Regions from separate parts of the Homo sapiens genome. Here region 2 is linked to region 1. The links are chromatin contacts, found by Hi-C or POLR2A ChIA-PET in ENCODE. All regions are on one chromosome and are shown on one strand. The core of a region is the stretch at or near the end of the contact, and the rest is flanking DNA. Distances in the headings are between cores, read along the strand shown. Region 1 overlaps RTTN (rotatin). Region 2 overlaps RTTN (rotatin).

The links. A loop is a pair of places that touch in the nucleus more often than their neighbours do. ChIA-PET counts read pairs that join two places held with the same protein, here RNA polymerase II (POLR2A). Pooled maps may share reads with other maps.
Region 2: a map of aorta shows a loop between it and region 1 (4-fold over the local background). The contact joins two enhancer-like sites. A Hi-C loop is called at or near these places in 6 of 168 maps with a recorded cell type or tissue (CD4-positive, alpha-beta memory T cell, GM12878, aorta and 2 more), 5 of 37 single-sample maps with no recorded cell type and 6 of 50 pooled maps. POLR2A ChIA-PET finds 5 or more read pairs at or near these places in 2 of 52 experiments (IMR-90 and RWPE1).

What each region holds. Positions count from the first base shown.
Region 1 is chr18:70,126,558-70,134,385 of GRCh38, reverse strand. It overlaps RTTN (rotatin), which reads left to right. Exons shown (of 49, transcript NM_173630.4): 24 at 5,840-6,028; 25 at 6,645-6,884. Among named protein-coding and RNA genes, the nearest start is that of RTTN, 75 kb to the left of the region's middle. Within about 2 kb of position 1,250, at least 2 of the 41 ENCODE cell types and tissues checked have a DNase peak (open chromatin) inside an H3K27ac peak, as active enhancers do.
Region 2 is chr18:70,178,563-70,186,390 of GRCh38, reverse strand. All of the region lies in intron 10 of RTTN (rotatin), which reads left to right. Among named protein-coding and RNA genes, the nearest start is that of RTTN, 23 kb to the left of the region's middle. Within about 2 kb of position 5,202, at least 3 of the 41 ENCODE cell types and tissues checked have a DNase peak (open chromatin) inside an H3K27ac peak, as active enhancers do.

The sequences.
Region 1 (7,828 bases), core at 1-2,500:
ATTTAGCATTTAAATCCCATAACTTGGGCTTTCATGGTTCCTTCACAATGGTGCTTTGAAGATTTCAGTAAGTATATCTCCCCACCACCAATTTTTTATTTTGATACCGTTCAAATTTACAGGAAAGTTGAAAGCTATACGGTGCATACTTGTATGTCGTTCAGCCTAGAGTCATCAATTATTTACATATGAGTCTCTTTGCTTTCTCTCTCCTAATATATATTTTTATTTATATTTAATTCTCCCTCACCCACCAATTGGAAATAAGTTTCAGACATAAATTCACTCCTTTCCTATATATTCCAGCATGCACATCCTTAAGTTAAGGACATTATTCTACATAACTGCTACAATATGATCCCATCTAACAAGATTAAAAATAATTCTATAACATGGTGTGGTTTCTCCAGTTATCTCCAAGTATCTTTTGTGTATATTTTTTCAGAATGCAATAACCAGTTAAGGTTCTGCATTGTATTTGGTTTTCATGTCTCTTTAGACTTTTGTAAAAAGTAAATTGTTTTTATTGACATATATCGTACATAAAGCATACAAGTCATAAGGGTACAGCCCTTGAATTTTTCTGAGTAAACGTACTTATTTATCTCACACAGATTGACATAGAATATTACTGACAGACCGGAAACCCTTTTTGTGCTTTCTCATTACCTTCTACCACCCCAAAATGTAATCCTATTTTAATTTCTATTGCTGTACATTATTTTTGCTAGTTTTTGAACTTTATAAATAGAGTGCATTATTATATTGCTTTTTGCTCAACTTGGAGAGATTTGTCCATGTTGCTGCATGAAGCAATCAATAGTTGGTTCATTTTTATTCTATGTAGTATTCTGTCTAAGAATATACAACACTTTTATTTACCATTCTATTTGTGGATGTTTAATTTGTTTTCTGTTTTGGGCTATTATGAAGAAATGACTGCTAAGAACATTCTTGAACACGTGTCATTGTTGGAATATAGGATATTTATGTTTAGCTTTAGTAGATGTTACCAGACAGTATTACGAAGTTGTTGTGCTGATTTACATTCCTACCATCAGTGGAAAAGTACTAGCTGCCCCACATCCTCACTAGCCTTTGGTATTTGCATTACCAGTCTTAATGGTGTTTAGTTTGGCTAAATAATGAAACTCACACGACTGCAGTAGTCATGCTTAGAATGAGATCACATTTGTGGGTGCTGGGAGCTGTCTTGGCTTGGAAGCCTCATGTCCCAAATAGAAAATATGTTCTCTAGTAAGTGTGCTGTAGGCATAGTTTCCAGGTTGCTTATAAGAGCCACAGCACTCAAGATTGCTCAGAGCTGTGACATCCCATCATGCATTTATAGTTTATTCCTAGATGTCTCAGTCCAGATGTGGGGAGTCATTTTCATCATAAGCAAAGCAGCTTAGTAAATTCTTGACATTCCATATCTATCTGATTTTACTGGGTAAAGGGACAGAGAGTTACCTCAATATCATGTTTGTCCGTAAAGAGGAGAAAGGGTTTTATTACTCTTTTACTCACAGTAATGTTGGCATTTAAAAAATTGTTGCCCATCTGATGGATGTATAGTGTATCTCAAAGTGGTCCTGATGTATTACTCTTTGCTTTTTATTATTTTCTTCCTTCTGTGTTTTTCAAACTTAATTTTCTGTTCATTTTCTAACTTACTGGAGGATTGGCCATTGATTATTAGCCGCCCTTTCATTTAAAGCTATCAATGTTTCTAAGTATGGCTTTTGGTATATTCCACGAATTTGATATGCCATATTTTATTATTTAGTTCAAAATATTTTCTAAGTGTTTTGTGATTTTTTTTTATTGATGCAAGGGTTGTTTAGAGTTATTGGGGGTAACTAGTGAAGATTTAGTTTATTAGGTTTTCTAGTTATTTTATTATTAATATTTAGCTAAATATTGACATTAGAAAATATTTTCTATGATTTTAATTCTTTAGAGTTTGTTGAATTTTACTTTATGGCCCAGCATATGGTCAGCTTTTTAAAATGTTCCATGTGTACTTGAAAATAATAATGTATATGTAGTAGTTGTTGGATATACTGTTCTATAAGTCTCAAAATATATCAGGTTTATTGATAGTGTTCAGATCTTCCCTGTGTCTACTTTATTATATGTGTGTGAAGTTCTTTCAGGTAGCAGAGAGGCATGTTAAAATCTCCACTATGACATTGTCATTCTGGCTGACAATGTATTTTGAGGCCATGTAATTTAGTTTGTAAACATGCTGGTGGGTTGTCTCTATCATTATGAAATTATTTCTTTATCTCTAGCAGTGCTTCATCATATAGAATTCACTCGATCTCTTATGACTGTAGCTTCCCCAGCTTTTATTTGGTTAGTGGTTAGCATGATATGTATTTTTCCATCCTTGTAGTTTTAGCTGTTCTGTGTCCTTAAATGTACTTTTTTTTTTTAAGAAGTATATAGTTGAGTTTTTTTGTCCAATCTGACATTATTTACAGTTTTAATGGAATATTTTAATGCATTTTACATTTACTATAATTACTAATATTTTTGGATACAGATTATTAGCTTGCTATTTTCTATTTGTCCAATGTGGTTTTTTTCTTTCTTTTTCCTCTCTGGCTTTTCTTGATTAATTTTTAAAATTAGTCCATGTTTTCCAGCTGTTAACTTGTAGTTACATATACATTAAGTATTTTATTTATTTATTTATTTGTAGCGATTGGGATCTTGCTTTGTTGCCCAGGCTAGTCTTGAACTCCTGGCTTCAAGCAATTCTCCCACCTCAGCCTCCCAAAAGTGTTGGGATTACAGGCATGAGTCACTGTGCCCAGCTAAGTATTCTTCTATATACATTATTTCTATATATTTTATACAGATGATTATTCTTTTATAATATAGAGATTATAATTTACTTCCTTGACTGTGAACTAGTATTTTTACCACATCCCAGACAATGCAAGGACCTTAGAACACATTAATTCCATTTATTTGCTCTTCTTTTTTTTTTCTTTTATTGTCAGGTATTTAAATTCTATACATATTTTAAATTCTATAAGATGTTATTATAATTATTTTATGCAGTAAATAGTCATTTAGATTTGTATACCGTGGTCGTTTCTGTTACTTTTTATTGCTTTTTTGGTTTTTCTGCCTCCATCTGAGAATTTGTTTTTTTAAGAGTTTTTTATTATTTAATGTAGTGCACTTATATTAGCAATGATTTCTGTCAGGTTTTTTTTTTTTTTAATCTAAAAATTCTTTCTGTTTTAAAAAATGTTATCACTAGGTATAGAATTCTAGGTTGGCAGTTGGAGTCCATTTTTTTGTAGGAACATTGGCTGTCAGTTTTATTGTTGCTTCTTTGAAGGAACTGTGTTCCCCATTCTCTTAGGAGTTCCTTCAGCTATATCCCACAGCACTTTGCTTGCTTGCTTATTTATTTGGGGGAGTTTATTTTATTTTTATGGGTATATAATAGTACATATTTATGGAGTACATGTGATATTTTGATATAAGCATACAATGTATAATGATCAAATCAGAGTAATTAGGATGTCCATTACCTCTAACATTTATTGATTCTCTGTGTTAGGAACATTTCAGATCTGCTCTTCTAGTTATTTTGAAATATACAACAAATTACTGTTAACTATTTTTACCCTATTGTGCTACTGAACACTAGATCTTATTCCTTCTATCTAAATTTTTATGTACCCATTAGCCATCCCTTCTTAATTCCCCCCTTCCCCACCATCCTTTACAGCCTGTGGTAATCATCATTCTACTCTTTATCTCCATGAGATCATTTTTTTTTTTTTTTAGCTCCCACATATAAAGGAGAACATGTGATGTTTGTTTTTCTGTGCCTGGATTATTTCAGTTAACGTAATGACTTCCAGTTCCATCCATGTTGTTTCAAGTGACAGGATTTCATTCTTTTTTACATCTGAATGATACTCCATTGTGTATTTATACCACATTTTAAAAAATCCATTCATCTATTGATGGACACTTAGGTAGATTCCATATCTTGGTTATTGTGAATAGTGCTACAATAAACATGGGAGTGCATATATCTCTTTGACATACCAATTTCCTTTCTTTTGGATATATACCCAGCAGTGGGATTGTTGGATCATATGTAGGTTCTGTTTTTAGTTTTTTGAGGAACTCCATACTGTTTCCAATAATGACTCTACTAATTTACATTCCCACTAACAGTGTGTGAGCATTCTCCTTCCTCCACATCTTTGCCAGCATCTGTTATTTTTTTTTGTCTTGTTGATAAAAGCCTTTTTAACTGGGGTGAGATATCTCATTGTGGTTTTGATTTGCATTTCTCTGATGATTGGTAATGTTGAGAATTTTTTCATATACCTGTTGGTCATTTGTATGTCTTTTAAGAAGTTTCTATTCAGATCTTTTGCCCAGCTTTTAATTGGATTATTATTATTATTATTTTGCTGTTAAGTTGTTTGAGTTCCTTATATATTTTGATGGTTAATCTCTTGCCAGTTGAATAGTTTGCAAGTGTTTTCTCTCATTCCATAGGTGGTCTCTTCACTTTGTTGACTGTTTCCTTTGCTATGCAGAAGCTTTTTAGCTTGATATGATCCCATTTACTTATTTTTGCTTTGCTTGCCTGTGTTTTTGAGGTCTTACTTAATAAATCTTTGCCCAGGCTAATGTCCTGAAGCATTTCTCTAATGTTTTCTTCTAGTAGTTTCATAGTTGCAGGTCTTACATTAAGTCTTTAATTCATTTTGATTTGATTTTCATATGTGGCGAGAGATAGAGATCTAGTTTCATTTTTCTGCATATGGATATCCAGTTTTCTGAGTACCATTCATTGAAGAGACTGTTCTTTCCCCAAATTATGTTCTCGGTGCTTTTGTTGAAAATTGACCAAATGTGTGTATTTATTTGTGCATTCTTTATTCTGTTTTATTGGTCTGTGTGTCTGTTTTTATGCTAGTATCATGCTGTTTTGGTTACTATAGCTTTGTAGCATAATTCAGAGTTAGGCAGTGTGATACCTCCCTCTTTGTTCTTTTTGCTCGGGATTGTTTTGGCTATTTAGGACCATGTTTTGTTCCATATACATTTTAGGAGTTTTAAAATTTCTTTTTGTTCCTTTTAGGATGCAAATTTACATGCATGTTAGATTATTTCACCATGTTAAAGGAAAAACTTGAGACAAAATACACATGCATGTGTCTTTACGGTAGAACAAAATTAACTTTGGTTTAAAAGATACTGCTATTGAATCTGTTTTTATTTCTAAACATATTTCTTGGTTCTTGTTGAATTTATTGATGATGAAACCATGTTCTCAAGTGAAAACAATAAGCTGGAATTCAGTCATTTAGTGACCTCTATGATCATAGGCAATTCATTTATCAGCTTTAAGCCTCATTTTTGATCATTTGTAAAATAGGTATCATAGTGCCATACCATGTAACTGTGAATGAATGATACAAAATAAGCAGTGTTTGGCATAAAGTAAATATCAGTGTTTTAGCTGAACACCTTTTATGTTTGGTTCACTGTATTCATGGTCCCTGACTTCAAGGAGCATTAGTTATCTCCACAACAACTCTAATATAGCATAGAATGTGGTAAGTCCTCAAGAAAGGATTTAAGTGTTCTGGGGAGTTTAGAGGAGATGAAAAGAATAATTGAAATACTGTATAAATTATGATAATTGTTTAAAATAGGGACTAAGAGAAACCTTTGCATTATTGTGGGTTGGGAGGCATTGAACTAGCCCTCATTTGTGGCTCATCTTTTTGAGTAGCATTTAAGAATTTGAAAGTTTGTAATTATTTGTACACATTTTCTTTAGGTACCATCTACCTGTTCATGTAATTGGACACCATGCTGTGAGTCCTTACTCCATAGTTTTGCCCTTATCTGCTGATTGTTTGGCCTTGAAGCCGGTGTCAGATATGCTGAGAATAGCTTGGAACCTGTCATGGTATCATGGGAGTGATAATCTGTTGAAGCAAATGAACTCTGAAACTAAAACGCAAGAGTAAGCTCTTATATTAGTTTAAAAAGCATTTGCAATTAATTAATTGTAATTAATTAGTTAAGTTTTACTTTTTCCTTAGGTCCAGTAGCTTTTTCCCTTGGTATCATCTGATTCTGCTTTTTAACAGTTATAATTTTTACTTTCTTTTAAATATTACATGTGTTTATTACTTTTAACAATCTATCATATGGGAAAACTTTAAATGAAAAAGCATTTTACTCTGTACTGTTTTAGAGGTTAAAGTCTGATTTGTTCGTAGATATGAATCACTAGGAAAAGGGTCCTGGATTAGAACAAAATCTCAGTAAGTATATGCATGAGTGTTATCATTAGTGTGATGGTGATTACTTTTGAATATCTTAATATTCTAATCTGTCTGTCTTAAGTGAATAAAAATTTTTATAAGGAGGAAAAGTCAATATAAACATTTGGGATGCCAATGTAAAATCCTAATATTGACAGATATGTATCAGTTTTTCTTCTGGCTGTAAGTCAACCTTTTGTTAAAAGAAAATGAAGATAAAACAGCTTTTGGGAGAGTTTATAATAGAAATAAGTGTGAGCTTTTATTTAAATAGCTTTATGTTCCTCCTTCATTTTTTTTCTTTTTGTCTAGAATTTTAGATGCATTGAAGTTATCTACAGAGGACATCCTCACTCTGAAGATAACACACATGGCTAGTGGGCTGCAGGACTGCCTCCATTCCATTGTTCAGGCTGCAACCCACAGGGAAGTTAGGGCTGCTGTCACCAGGATGAGTTTTTATCTTCTGAATGACAGATTGTCTTTAAAGGGTTGCCCTGGTCCATGTGGGGTTACCTTGAAGTCCTTGGCTTGGCACACCGCACTAAACAGGTCAGTGTAAGGTCAAGGCTGCCAGTTTCAAAGACCTGGATTGCATTGTATTGTGTTCATCTCCTAACCTTTGAAGATAAGAGTCTATGCCCTTACTGCTGCTATCATAGAAAGAAAAACTCCAGGATTTTTATCATCTGTAATAATAGCCAAAGAGAAATTTTTAATTTAGTTATTGCATTGTTGAAGGGATTATTAATAAACTTGTAACAATTTATTCTTAGAAAATTTTACCTCACAAAAGCAAATAATTAGGATAAGACATGGATGAAACAAATTGAATGTTTATTTCTATCCATGTTATAAATGAGTTGAGACATCAGTGAATTGATTAATAGCTGTGATACACCTGCCACAGGCTGTTTTGTTTTGCTTTTGTTTTGTTCTTAAGTAAATTATATCATTTTTCTTTTTACTCTCAATTTCATGAAGTTGATTGCCATGTGGCGGTCCTTTATAGCAGTTAATTGAGAAGGCTCTAGCTTGTCAATTTAACATGCTTAACTTGTAGCAGATGGTTGCATTTGCAACAAGACTGATAAGCAACCACTGCAAGCAGGTTTTCATTTTATTCTTCATGTGACTTTAGTATAAAATGTATAACTTTATTATTTAACATAAAATGTGCAGTTTTTAAGCTGCTAGGTTAAATGAGTTTCCAAAATATGAATTCCTTTATTAGTTTAGCTTTAAAAATTAGTTTATCTGATTAGGCTTTCCAGTGGTGTGCTGGTGCCCACTAATGCAGCCTTGTGAGAGAGCTGATGGTTGAATTTTCAGGATTTTTGTAAGGTGATTGTTAAACACAGCCATTCTTAATTATATAAACTTACAATTAAATAAATTATATGAAGACAAAAGGTAATGAATATGCAAACATCACTTTCTAATTATGTGGCAACATTTTACTGTTATCTTTGTTCTTGAGGTTATGCATACATATG
Region 2 (7,828 bases), core at 3,953-6,452, 48 kb before region 1:
AACTGACTTATAACAAACCCAGTTATTTTTTCTCATCAGCATTTAGTGAAATGGCATGGAACTTGTAATGCTGTTTCATTAAAGTCAGTTTCCAAGAACCTGTTGACCAAGTTAAGTGAAGGCTTACTGTAGTTTATTCATTTTATTTCTGAGTAGTATTACATTGTGTGGACATACCACAATTTGTTTATCCATTCACCTGTTGGTGGACAATGGGGTTGTTTCTAGTTATTACAAATAACATTCCTATGGACATTCCAGTTGTTCCACATCTTCAACATCTATTATGTTCAGTTTTTTTTTTTTTTTTGGGGGGGAGAGGGCATTCTGATAGATGTGCAATGGTATCTTAGTGGGTTTTAATTTGCATTTCCCTAGTGACTGATGATTATGAGCATCTTTTGTAATTTTTAGAGAGCAAGTCTAGGTTTTTTTTTAAAAAAACACTTATTCTTAAGTATTCTTTTCAATGCCATTGTGAATGAAAATTTTAAAAGTTTTTGGATTGCTCATTGTTAGTATATAGAAATACAATTGATTTTTGTGTATTGATCGTCTATTTGGTGGCCTTGCTGAACTTACTAGTTCTGGTAGTTTTTTTTGTTTTGTTTTGTTTTCTGGTAGATCCCTTAGGATTTTCTATCTATAAAATCTTGTTATCTGTGAATAAAAACAGTTTTAAGATCATCTTATCTGTGAATAAAGACAGTTTTATTTCTTTCTATTCACTCTGGATACCTTTAATTTTTTTAAATTGCCTAATTGCCCTGGCTAGAAGCCTTAGTATAATGTTGGATGGATGTGGTGAGAGCCTTCTTCATGATTTAGAGGGAAGCATTCGATCTTTCACCATTAAATACAAGATTAGCTCTAGTACATTTGTATTTTGTAGATGCCTTTATAAAGTTGAGGAAGTTCCATGTATTCTTAGTTTGTTGAAAGTTTTGATCATGAATGATTATTGTATTTTGCCAAATCTTTTGTCTCTATTGAGATGATCATTTAGCTTTTTGAAGAGCAGAAAAACTTAATTTTGATGAGGTTCAGTTTCTTAGTTTTTCTTTTATGGATCATGCTTTTGATATTTTATCTAAGAAATCTTTGCCTAACTTGGAATACAAAGAGTGTTTCCTATGCTTTCTTTTAGAATTATTACATATGTTTTAGGTTTTATATCTTTGATTAATTTTGAGTTGATTTTTGTATCTAGCACAAGGTAAGGAATGAACTTTTTTTTTTATGGGTATACAATTATTTTCTCAGCACTATTTGTTCAAATGACTGTCCTTTCTTTCCTGAATTCCTTACCAACTAACTATATGTGGGTTTACTTCTGGAATCTATTTGATCGGTTTTCTCTTATGATGCCAATACCCAACTGACTTAATTATTGTAGCTTATAGTGAAGGCTTATAGTTAGCTATAGTGAAGCTTATTGTAAGTCTTGAAATAAGGTAGTATAAGTCCTTCAACTTTGTTCTTGTTTTTTTTTTCTGATATGTAGTCCTCGCTCTGTTGCCCAGGCTGGAGTGCAGTGGCGCCATCTCGGATCACTGTAAGCTCCACCTCCCAGGTTCACGCCATTCTCCTGCCTCAGCCTCCCAAGTAGCTGGGACTACAGGCGCCCGCCACCACACACACACACACACACACACACACACACACACACACACAAAAAAAAAAAAAACCTGCTGTGGTTTTGAATGGAATTGAGTTGAATTTGTAGATCAATTCAGGAAAAATTGACATCTTAATAGTATTGAATCTTCTGATCCATGAATACCATATATATGTCTTCACTTGTTTAGCTCATTATTTATTTTTATTTTTATTTTTTTTAACATGGAATCTCATTCTGTCACCCAGACTGGAGTGCAGTGGCATGATCTTGGCTCACTGCACTGTCCGCCTCCCGGGTTCAAGTGACTGTCACTACAGCTTCAGCCTCCCAAGTAGCTGAGATTACAGGCATGTGCCCAGCTAATTTTTTTGTATTTTTAGTAGAGACAGGGTTTCACCATGTTGGCCAGGCTGGTCTCGAACTCCTGACCTCAGGTGATCTGCCTGCCTCGGCCTCCCAGAGTGCTGGGACTACAGGCATGAGCCACTGTGCCCAGCCTTATTTAGCTCTTTAATTTGTCTCTGCATTGTTTTGAAGTTGTCAGTGTATAGGTCTTATACATTTGAGTATTTCAGTTTTGGGTCTTGTCCACTGGCTGACTTTTCTCTTTATGGATCTTAATATTTGATATGTGTAGTAATTTCTGATTGGATGCTGGACCTTTTCAATGTTACCATGTTGAGTGTCTTGATTTTTTATTTTACCCTTTTAGAAGCACTTTGGGAGGGTTCTGAAGCACTTTGGGAGGCCAGCATGGGAGCATTACTTGAAGCCAGGAGCTTGAGATGAACCTGGGCAACAAAGTAAGATCTTGTCTCTTCAAAAATTAGTAACATTAGCTGGGCATGTAGGTGCATACCTATAGTCCCAGCTATTTGGAAAGCTGAGGCAGGAGGATCACTCGAACCCAGAAGTTTGAGGCTGACAGGTGGTTATGTTACTTGTAGAGCAGTTTCATTTTCTCAAGACTTTAAAAAATTTTGCTAGAATGGGTCTAAAATAGTGGTTTTCAACTGGGGGGTAATTTTGCTTCCCAGAGGATGTTTGGCAACGTCGGGAGCCATTTTTGATTGTCACACCTGGAGTGGTGCTGCTGGCTTCTAGTAGATAGAAGCCAGAACAGCTCACCACAACAAAGAATGTTTTAGCTCAAGATGTCAGAAAACCTTGAGGAAGTGTTAAGGTTGAGAAACCCTGATCTAGAAGAACCTTTGCTTGGGGTTAAACTCTGCTCCTGAGATGTGATCCTTTGGGACCTCTATTGAATGTCCAAAGTGATGATTGATGACTGTCTACTCTGCCTGGTTGAAGACTGAGTTTTATTGTCTTGTGTGAGCCCTGGGAGTTGTTCAATTTAAATCTCAGTAATCATCTTTGGCCTGTATTTACAGAGTATCTACCTATAATCTAAGCCACCTAATCTCAGCATGGTCTGGGTGGAAACTTGTTTAGGTCTCTGAAATTCTTTCTTTGCATAGCTCTCCCACAATTCCTAACCATGTCAGCTTCCACAGGCATCTTCATCTCCTAAAGTCATCGAGACTGTCAGACTCTTTGGATTTCTCTTGCCTGTGTTTGCTGTACAGTAATTGTTTTCAGGTATAGTAGGACTCTCATTGCTTATTTTCCTTCTCTCTGGCATCACAGTCCTGCAATGACACTATGCCACTTTCTAGTTGATTTCTGGGGAAGGACAGGAGATGTCCTTGTTATTATTTCATGGCCAGAATTGGAAGTTTTACGTAAAGTTTTTAATTATGTCATTTAAGCAACTGGCCTATCTGTGAGTTATTAGGAGCTTAAATGTACATTTATCTAGAGTGAAAATTCTGGATCAACTTTAGAATAATCATTCAAAGTGTGGAGAGTTCAGGATACCTTGTTTTTTGCTGTTTGTATTTCAGTAGAGTAGATAATTTTAGAAAATATGGAATTAAATTTTGTTTTTTTTGTAAGAAGTGTTTTGATAAGTAATATTTTGCATGAGTAATCAACATGTGTACAGTAGTAGCCTTAAGAATGTTATATTACAACATAATATTTAAGAGATCTATGGAATACCAGAGTATGTCTCCATGTAACTGGAAAACATATCTTTTTTAACATTTCAAAATATCATAAATCATTTGTCATTTAATATCTTTCATTTTGAAATTGTCATCTGATAACCTTGCCTTCCTTGAAGATTTGGCATTCTATCTCTTCTGTTAATGTGAATTCCTAATGTCTGGTCTTCCTTCCTCTCCCTTTCTTCCTTCCCCTCTCCCTTCCTCCCTTCCCTTTTGCTGCCTTGTCAGGGCAGTAGAATCAAAATTTATTAGTCATAAAAATATATATTGACTCTTACGTTTATCAGTTTTTTTTCTCTTTATGCTATTTTGATGTAAGTCGGTCTATATTTAATTAAACATTGTTACAGGCTGTCTGAAATCCTTGTGAATAGAGGTCTGAATATAAAAAAATAAATTACAGATATTTACATAATAACAATACCCATGTAAGAAAGAAACCCAAACTTTTATTTTTTTCATAACACGAGCCTCTTAAAAAGAGAAACAAACTGCATATTTTAAAATGGGTGTATTTTCAAGTCTTTCATTTTCTGATAATAGTTCTGAATCTTGGTTTTTCTTTAGTCCTTAAGGTTATCACACTATTTTGTAGTACTTTTAGGAGATTTTTCACATATTGAAGATTTTCAACAAGTAAATTTTTCCTTTGAAGTGTGAGGAATGCTTTATCAGTTGTTTCTTAAATTAACTTAAATTTTCTTGGCCAGAACATTTATCTGTAAAAGTTAGTCATTCACTTTTAACTTTTGGCTGCTGGTACTTTATGATTCAATGAATTATTTTTACTTTAAAGGTTAATTCTGTTGTACAAGTGCCAGTTGGTATGTTACAAATGCTAAATAAAACAGAAGTACTTCAAATTATATTTGATTTACTTTTACTTGTTTAAAAAGAATAAATGTCTCTTTTCTTTGGCTATATTTTAAAAGAAGCAAACAAGTAAAATTTCTTAATGTTCATACTTTTGCCAGTTTTCAAAAGAAAGACGGAAGCAGTATTTTTGTTGAGTCATTAAAGGAACAAAATAATAAATGTTGCTATCAATTTAGAAATTAAGTACCTGAGGATATATAATCAAATCTCTAGGTATTTCCACACAGTACTAATATCAGTAACATCAATCATGTCTGGAACCCTGTAACTCAGCATGGAAGGGAATTTCAATTTCCCCCCTTAATTGAATATTTTTATATTACTCGAAGTAAATAAAAGAAAAAATATTTTCACCAAAATTAGTTATGCTGACCTAAAGTATGTCATATGTCATTCCCCCTAGTCCTCCATCATCAAATCAGGTCTATTTTTTCCCTATTTACATGCTAAGTCAGGTTCAAGATGCAAGGAGAAAGTAGCTTTCACCTCCTGCCAGATAACCTAGACTCTTAGGTCTATATTCTGTTTCTTTTCCGCATTTCTTCTGTGTCATTCCTGTCATTGCAGTCATTGGAAAGCAGTCTTTTCATCTTTATGACTCATTGCTTCTAAATTCCCATCTGACCTGCTGTGAACTGGTAACTTCAACATCAAGGCATGTTGGTAGAATTGTAGAATGTTGGTAGGACTTCAAGAGGGGCTAAGAGGATTGTGAAAGAAACTAAAGATCTTTGTATCCAGTAAGGGCTCATTAAGGATATTTGGACCAGATTGTGAATTGATAACTGGTGTAGTGGGATCTCTAATTACATAGACCTTCCCTGCTGCTGCCACCATTCCAAAGACAGTTATTTTAACTCACATTTCTTGATTGCCCGTTATTAATATATGCTAGGCACTTGGGATATCAAATAAGATGTAGTGCTTTTTATGCCTATGGGTGATAGATACTTTTAATATGACATTAGTAAAATAGAGATAAGCATAAAGGAATAACACGTAAACTAAGATAGTTTAAATATAGCACTTACTGTATGTCAGACACTAAGCACTATTTATGAGGTCATTTAATTATCATGACCCTGCAAACTCCATAACTGAGGCACAGTTTATTTTTCAGGGTCACTTGTGGTTTTGTATTTATAGCCATTATGTTTTATTGCCAATGGTGCTTTGAAAACACTATGAACTATGAACTTGGGATGTCAGTGAGGGCTTTTTTTTTTTTTTTTTCTCTTCCCCAGACTCAGAGTCTCACTCTGTTGTCCAGGCTGGAGGGCAGTGGCGTGATCTTGACTCACTGCAACCTCCGCCTCCTGGATTGAAGCAATTTTCGTGCCTCAGCCTCCCAAGTAGCTGGGATTACAGGCATGTACCACCACTCCTGGCTAATTTTTGTATTTTTAGCAGAGACTGGGTTTTGCCAGATTGGCCAGGCTGGTCTCAAACTCCTGGGCTCAAGGCACCACTCCTGGCTAATTTTTGTATTTTTAGCAGAGACTGGGTTTTGCCATGTTGGCCAAGCTGGTCTCAAACTCCTGGGCTCAAGTGATCCTCCTGCCTTGGCCTCCCAAAGTGCTGGGATTAGAGGCATGAGCCACCGTGCCCGGCCTCAGTGAGGGCTTTTTGTAGATCTGAATGAACTGAGTTTTAAATTATAGGTAGGATTTGGCCAAGCAAATAAAATAGCATTTTTTTTTTTTAATCTGGCGGAGCGTGAGAATGAACCATGAGCCATGACAAAGAGGCATGGATAGTTCTGATCGGAGATAAAGGATAGGCCTGGTAGTAGATGGAACACAAGCACCTAGACCATGAAATGTGAGGTGCAAATAGTGGAGAGAGACTGGTGGGATAAATGAGGGTCTGCTGGTAGGGGTCTTTTGGCATGATGCTGAGTAGTCCTGCCTTTCCTCTGAAGGCATGATGAGATTGCTTTTAATCAGAGAAGTGCCTTGTGAGACTGGCAGGAGGAACCGTGACTGGCTGCAGTGTGGAAGGTCCATTGGAAGCATGTGAGGGGCAGAGCCTGCTGCAGTTTCTTACTCCAGGTGCCTTGTAGAATCCACAACCCATTGTATATTGCAGAGGTAGTGTGTAAGTTGTGTTTACACTATAAAATCTGTTTTATTGGTAATATTTAAGACATTTTGCTAACCTGGTATTTCAATTTTGTACCTTCTGTTGTAAAAACTATGAGTATCCTGTGAGGACGGGTCTTTTCCCCCACCGTCAACTCCTTTAGGGTTGTTGCTTAAACATCTTTAGCCCAAAGAATTAAAAAATGTGGGCCAGTTACTATTGTTTTTCAATCCTTTCCTACAAAACAAAACAAAACAATACAAAAAGCCATTTTTTTTATGCTTAGAAGAAATGTTGGAAATAGAACTGTAAAACTCATTCCTAAAGTATTTTCTTTTTATGATATTTTGAGAAGTACTCAATTCATCATTAGAATTAGCAAGATTATTTTAAACAATTTCACAAGTAAATAGACTTGAATAATAGAGATGTTGTTCCTAGTACTGTTTTCATGGAGAAATACTGTATGGAGGAATTAATTGCCTGTCAATATAATAAGACTGTCACTGTATTTCCAATTTGTTTTCTCTAGACCAGTAGTTGTTTGTATGAGGGCGTTTTACTTTTTCTGTTTTAATTTTGTAAGGATTGTTCTACTTTCGGTTTAAATATTTATTGCTTTTTAGTTTTATTTCTTGGGGATCAGAGAAATATAGCCTTAAATATACACTGAAGTTTTCTTTGTGGTAAAGTATGTTTAAAGTTAATTTTTGTCAGTGTTTCTTGGAAACTTAAGGAGAAGTTATATTCTTTGCAGTGTTCAAAGTTTATGTCTATTAATTTTAATTATGTTCAAAAAGACTGAGTTAAAATTTATAAGTCCATATCAATAACATGTTTTGTTGATGTCCTGTTTTATTCAGATCACAGACTCATTTTTATTGAGTCTTTATTGTTAAACATGTCATCAGTAGAAAATTACTCTAATTTATTTTGCCCTAAATTATTCACTATTCATATTGCTTAGAATTTTTGTTTTAATTCTACTACTCATTGAACTTTTAACCTTTTATTCACAAAGTTTTTTTAGAATTTTATTTTCTTTTTTTACTTATAATCCCATGACAGTTAAGGATTTATATATAAATTTTTAATTTTTGTTTTTTACTTCAATATGAAATTGTTTCATTTATAGGAAAATTTAAACTTTTTATAGTATAGTTATGCTTGGTCTACTCTC